Linked DNA regions of Homo sapiens: region 2 is linked to region 1. A link is a contact called in ENCODE Hi-C or POLR2A ChIA-PET data. All regions are on one chromosome and are shown on one strand. Each heading gives the region's core, a stretch centred on a gene start or an enhancer-like site at or near the end of the contact. The rest is flanking DNA. Distances are from core to core; before and after follow the strand shown. Region 1 has its middle 210 kb from the start of LINC02344. Region 2 overlaps MTUS2 (microtubule associated scaffold protein 2).

Region 1 (3,324 bases), core at 769-3,268:
CTTTCCAGTAAATTATTATGCTAACAAAAAGGCATAGAGAATTAGGGATATCTTTTCTGATTGGTTTCACAAACATTTGGTACTAGTGGCTCTTGCTTGCTGTAGGGAATCTAGACTGAATGATTAACGACTGCAAGATTTTGGCACTGCTTGATAAGGATTCTGCTCATCATCCAGCAGAAATTCTCATTAAAAATGTTTAGGTCATGTATTTTACCCTAATTGTGACTTCATTAATTCATCCATGTGACTAGGGTGTTCTTGGATCAATAAAGAATAAATATAAAAAGTTTCTTGATCAGCATGCTAGCAACAGTGAACAGAGGCATGAGTGTGGAAAGTTTTCAAAAGGAGTTTAGCACGAAGAATGCCCATGTTTGGAATACAGTGACAAATACACAGTTGTGCATGCCTGGCACAACCTCTGGGCTATAACTATGTTCAGTGATGGTGATGAACAAAGTGGTGACTTTGAAGGTTTCTATATGTCACATGAGAAAAAAAATAATGTCTGACCTCCATACATATACAAAAAAATACACCTTCAGAGTCTGGCAGTAAGATGGAAGAAACAGATGTCATGTAAGTTTTTACCAGCAATAATGCGGCTCTAATTATTCATTCATTGATCCATGGGGAAATAGCCAAAATGGTTCTTAATCAAGGTGATTATGATAATAGTGATGATGAAGATGATGTTAACACCGTAGAAAAAGTGCCTATAGATGACATGGTGAAAATGTGTGATGGGCTTATTGAAGGACTACAGCAGTTTATTTAGTATCCCCAAATGGGTTAAAACATGGATTTTTAGATTTTAAAATGCTGGGCTTCACCCTCAGAGTTTCTCATTCAATAGATTTTGGTCAGGGGACAAGAATGTGTATTTCTAACAAGTTTCCAGGTGATGATGATATCATCCTGGGATCCACACTTTACAATTCAATGACCGAGTATATTTATTTTTATGAGAGAATGTGTATTACTTGATTTCAGTTTATTCTCAATTACACAAAAAATAAATGAGGACACTTAATATTTTGAAAACATAAGATGGAAGAATGTATAGCTATAGCAACACATCTAACTAAACTATTACTCAGTAACCAAAAAAACTCAATAGATTCTCCAAAGCACAAATCAAGATGTCCTTTGCTGAACTGTATGAAGTTTCTGTGTTTTATTTTAATTAACTGACATGCTAAGGACAAACATTTTCTCGAACTTATTTGTTCTATAAATTGTTAACACATGAGTTTAAAAATATTTATATGGTAATAATTATCAGTCATCTTTTCTTTTGATTACTGATTGCTTTTGTGATTTAAAAAAATATTTTTCTATCCCGAGATTAGATATTCACCAGCAATTTCCTGATTTTTGATTTTGTCTTTCTTTACATATATCACTTTGGTCTACCTAGAAATTATTTTGATGCATGTATATTTTACTCAATTTTTAACTAAAATAAATACAATTATTTTTATACAGAAAATTCTTTAGGCATACTATATTCAGGGCATTGCAGTAAATACTCTCAGTGTTTATAATTATCTTTGTAAGATGCATATTAAAACAGCAAACATTGTTGAATTCTCCAAGTTAGTTTTATTTTATAGCATGAGGTGGTATAATCTTCTTAAGCATTCCTGGAAATATTTTTTTAAAAAAAATCACAAACGTATCACACATATCTAAAATTAAGTGTGCCAACTATATACCTTTGATGTTTCCTGAGAGTCCTGAGTTTGCAAAACCTTACCTATATAGCAACATTCAACTGTGTACAATTTTATGAATCAGGCATCACATTTTCCACGAGTCCACTCCACAGAAATGGCTTCAGTCCATTTCATCAAACTGCTATGTTGTGTCAATAAGCTTTCTATGCACTATTCCACTTTTAAGAACTGATGGCCCTTGTACATTTGGGTTTTTTTCAACCAACAGTTGCATGCTAAGAACATCTTCCAAATTCTGTTAGAAGACTGAAGAGGAACTTGGTCAGTTTTTCAGCAGTCATCCATGTCCTCTTGTTCTCATTTCTGTTTTCTTCCTCCAAAAAAAATCACTTCCCCTATCTTTGGCTCATTTATTTTTCTATGGTATATCACTGCCTAGCATTGGAGTTGTTTTAACTTTTTCCTTCACCTAGCATTACTTATCAACATGATAGTTACATTCCCAAAAACTATATTGTAAAAGAAAGCAGGGATGAAATATTTAAGACCTGATAGGAAAAGCAGGTTTAGGAGATCAGAGTTATAGTGAATCTAAAATAAAGGCTGATGGCTCATTAAATAAATCAACTAATGGCATTTTAAATATTTTTAAATAGAAAAAATTGGCATTGTTCAATAACTAGTATTCCTTCTTCCTAACAAACTTTTTATTTCATTAACCTACTAATCATCTAAGATTCTTATGAATATGTTTTTCCTTCTTGTAAATAAAAATTGTTATGAAATATTTTTTCTTGGATCTTCATGAAATGAAAAATGCTTTTAAGTTTTATTATTCAATTACCTTATTTAGCCCTGGAAAATTGAAGAAGAAAATGCCAGTGCACTGTGATATAGTCTTAAAATCCTTCTAAATGCATTGTTTTATATTCAAAAGAACTTAATGCCAAGGCATAAATGACCACAGCAGAGCACTGCTCTACCCTAAAGGTTTTACATCCCAATTCCTTTCCTTTGGCTTATGTTGTCTCAGTTTTCTATATTTCTCTCAAGGTTACGTTACAAAATTATCTATACATACTTGCTCTTCCATATATTTTACCTCTTCTTCTCAGGGCCCTATGTTTTGCTGTAATTTTAAAAATTATCTTCAAGAAAAATTGCCCAATTTTTACAAACATAGTATCCTAAATTCCCACATTTGTGAAAAAAGTATAAATATGTAAATACACATATGTAAAATTTTGTACAGTAGGAATGTTCATTGGGGAAACGTTACTGAAACTGACACAAAGTGTTTAACAGAAATTTGCTTAAAGGGATCAAATTTCACCTGGCATAGGAACATATTTAAAACAGTGGGGTTGACACAATAGCTACATCTGTGTAACCAAACCATCAAGGCTGACAAACTAAATCCAGTTGTTAGTAAAGTTAATGACTAATTCTGATCAATACATGGCCAAAAGAAAAAGAAAACACTGTATCATAAGAGCTGAAAAACATCTACTGGGAAATGACTATTTTGTGAATACTTAAAAGCCTTATAAATGTACTATTATATTTTCACTTTTTCTAAAGTATTATAATTGGCAGGGCTCAAATTAGTAAAGTTAAATATATTTCAACATTTTATTAAACA
Region 2 (3,311 bases), core at 431-2,930, 4.1 Mb after region 1:
CGTGCAGTGTCTGGGCATCAGGGATGCTGCATTGTGCTGGGTCCCCACACGTCCCCAAGAGAGGGCGAGAAGACAGCACAACTGTGGGAAAACCAGGGCGAAGCAGAAAGAGACTGCCCATCAGGAAGGCTCCAGAGTTGGACAAGGTGAGGCCACCTCCAAGATTCCTTATGAGAGCTCCTGGATTCCTGGGAAAGGCCAGCTGTGGGATTTTCTGCTTGGGTGTAAGCAATGGGCAGGTAAGGGACACACCTGGCTGAACACCATCAACGATGACATCAGTGATGACAGCAGGAATGTCATGGAGGTTACTCTCCCGAGCAAACAGACCAACTCACCAGCTTTTCCAGCTCAAGAATCTTCTTTTCTTGCTCGTGTATTTGCTGATTCTTCATTTCTAATACCTGCTTCAGACTCTTCATGTCTTCTTCCAAGTGCTGATAAGGAGCCAATGCAATCTACAGAGGCAGAGAGCCATGAGCTGTTGACCAGGATTCCCGGCAAAACCCAGTATTAACCAATGTCACGAATCCAGCTAAATCTATCCTCCTGGGACAAGCGCCCTGATGGCAACTGCAACACCAAAGAGAGAGGATGCTCACAGCCTTCCCTGATAAAGGGGCCCTGCTAGTTTCCTGCTGAGAACCCTCCTAAAATCCAGTTCTGTGGGGGAACAGGTGAGACATGGCCATCAACCACTGGCAAGTCTGACTCCAGAATTGCTGGGGGCTGCCAGCCTGTGCCCAGCAGGGAATTCATGGGGTAGAAAGAGTAAACCCAACACTGGCTTTTAACATTCACCCGGCCGACTTGATTCACCAGGTAGCTGGGACTCTTATAGGTCCCACCTATGCCCATAAAAAGCTCAGGCATAGGAAATGAGCAAAGTGGTTTAAGAAGCAGAAAAGCCATTTTAGAAAAAGTCATGTTGGAGTAGTGCTGCAGGATATAACAAATTAAAATATAGTGTGTCCTGTTAAATCCAAATTCAGATAAATGACATTTTAAAAAATTCAGTATAAGTATTGCATGGGACATACTTATACTCAAAAATTTATTTATCTGTAATTCAAGTTTAACTGGGTGTCCTGTATTTTATTTGGCAACCCCATGTTAGAGGGAAGGAGTTTTGCCAGCTTTTCTGGAAAAAATTCCCCTCAACTGAACGCATGCTGCAGCCAAGGCTGCCCCATGTCAGCTTAAAAAGTTGCGGGAGAATGGGCTGGAAGGGGTGGTCAGGCCAGCGGAGGGGGGTTTCCAGACCATGCTTATCATAGGAGCCCCACGACTCCAGCTGGGGAATGCTGTGGAATTTGGCAAAAATAACACGTAGCTGGAGAAACCCACAGCTGCTGTCTGTCTCAGGGGAGAGCTGCTGACAGGAATTGTTTAAAAATCCAGGGGAGGTCGTGACCAGCTGTCACTTCAGCAGCGGATTCACAGAGAGGCCTTGTCTTGGGACGAGACTGCTGAGGGAGTCCCTCGGCCTTGCTGGGGCGGGGTTCCTGCGGGGCTGGAAGCCTGGAATCCAGAAACGACCTCCAGCTGCTCCTCTGTGTTCTTCCTCAAGGCCTCTTCGAAGCGGCGGGCTCTGTCCCGCAGAGACTGGCTCTGGAAGGTCAGCGTGTCCACCTGGTCCTGCAAGTAATGATACAAGGAGTCCAGCTGGGGCCACTACAGACAGCAGCCACCACAGCCTGGGCAGCTGTGATCAGCAGGCCACCACTGTGCCCTGGGCATCCTCAGAGTGTTTCCCTTGGGGCTGAAGAAAGAGGTGCCAAAGGAGAGCCCCCACAACCACACAACAGAGGATGGTTTCCCCCAACGCCTGCCCTCGGCTCCCTCCTTCTTAGTGCTTTGTCAGGAAGACACCACAAAAACACTGAACTGGAGGCATTTCACAACATCTGACCCCACAGAGGCAGACAGTCCTCGGAGAGAATCCTCAGAGGTGCCTCTTGTCCAGGAGGCACCTAGCCCCTGGCTTTGGGAAGGACCGCGATGAATGTATTTCAAAGATGTATTCTCATTTAGGAAGCTCAATTCAGATCCCTTCAAACCCTCCTTGACTTCTTTCTCTCCCTTGGGACCCCTCCCACATCAACAAACCTTCTAATCACCAAGTCCATAATCAACTCCTGCCATCCTGCCTCCTGAATGTCCCTAGAACCCACAGAGTCCCCTGAGCTCAGGCCACTCTGCCGGCTCCTTCCTGGCACGGTTCCTCTTTTTCTCTGAATTACCACTCTTTTGCCCTCACACTGCAGTCAGGCACTCTTTCTAATGTGCAAACCGGAACCTGTCCTTCCCCTATCTCCTCCTCCACTGCCCTCAAGGTGCAGTGCACACTCCCTAACACAGCATCCTCCCAGCCCCGCTGCCTCCCTTTCCTCTCGCAGCCAGCTCTCCTGCTGGCAGTGCCTACCTCCAGCCAGCTCCCTCTCACTCCCGCTTCACTCTGGCTCCCACACAGTCTTCCTGGCCTCAGGACTGGGTTGCATGTCCTTAATAGGAGCTGCCACGTAAGCTGAGTCCACACAGTCTCCTCCTCCCTGCTCAGACCTGCCCCGTGGCCAGACTGGCGCTCCCAGCCCTCAACCTTCCCATGCCTGTCAGCTAGGCAGGCAGCTGGCTGCTCTCCACCTGCAGGCTGAAGGAATACAGGCATGTCTATGGAGACACTGCACCCCTTCCCCAGGTCCCAGGGCAGATGCACCTGCACTGACCCTGCCCCACTCAGCTCTGGCCATGACTCTCAGGACCACAGGCTGGGAAAGGACCACTGATGCCCAAGGAGACCTTCACCCTTCATGTCTCACTCATGCAGACCAGTCCAAAGCTCTTTGCACAGGACCATTTCTGTAATATCAAAACACAGAAACTAGGGTCTCCCATGAACTCTTCTAAAAAATATATAGATATAGATATAGATATATAGATACACACACACACACACACACATATAAAGAGAGAGAGAGAGAAAAAGAGAGACAAAGACAGAGACAGAGACAGGGTCTCACTCTGTCGCCCAGGCTAGAGTGCAGTGGTATGATCTTGGCTCACTGCAACCTCCACCTCCCAGACTCAAGTGATCCTCCCATCTCAGCCTTCCAAGTAGCTGGGACTACAGGCGTGCACCACCACACCCAGCTAATGTTTGTATTTTTAGTAGAGATGGGGTTTTGCCATGTTGCCCAGGCTGGTCTCGAACTCCTGACCTCAAGTGATCCACCCACCTCGGCCTCCCAGAGTGTCGGGATTACAGGCATGAGCCACCATTCCTAGCCTCCCATGAACTTTTCTGGCAAGAG

The links. A loop is a pair of places that touch in the nucleus more often than their neighbours do. ChIA-PET counts read pairs that join two places held with the same protein, here RNA polymerase II (POLR2A).
Region 2: a loop to region 1 is called in a map of B cell, with 12 times the contacts of the local background. The contact joins two enhancer-like sites. A Hi-C loop is called at or near these places in 1 of 168 maps with a recorded cell type or tissue (B cell). POLR2A ChIA-PET finds 5 or more read pairs at or near these places in 1 of 52 experiments (activated naive CD8-positive, alpha-beta T cell).

Annotation. Positions count from the first base shown.
Region 1 is chr13:33,546,970-33,550,293 of GRCh38, reverse strand. It overlaps a transcript of STARD13 not described here. Among named protein-coding and RNA genes, the nearest start is that of LINC02344, 210 kb to the right of the region's middle. Within about 2 kb of position 2,018, at least 2 of the 41 ENCODE cell types and tissues checked have a DNase peak (open chromatin) inside an H3K27ac peak, as active enhancers do.
Region 2 is chr13:29,495,565-29,498,875 of GRCh38, reverse strand. It overlaps MTUS2 (microtubule associated scaffold protein 2), which reads right to left. Exons shown (of 16, transcript NM_001033602.4): 13 at 1,540-1,638; 14 at 339-458. Among named protein-coding and RNA genes, the nearest start is that of MTUS2-AS1, 9.5 kb to the right of the region's middle. RefSeq lists an enhancer at 2,274-2,353. Within about 2 kb of position 1,680, at least 12 of the 41 ENCODE cell types and tissues checked have a DNase peak (open chromatin) inside an H3K27ac peak, as active enhancers do.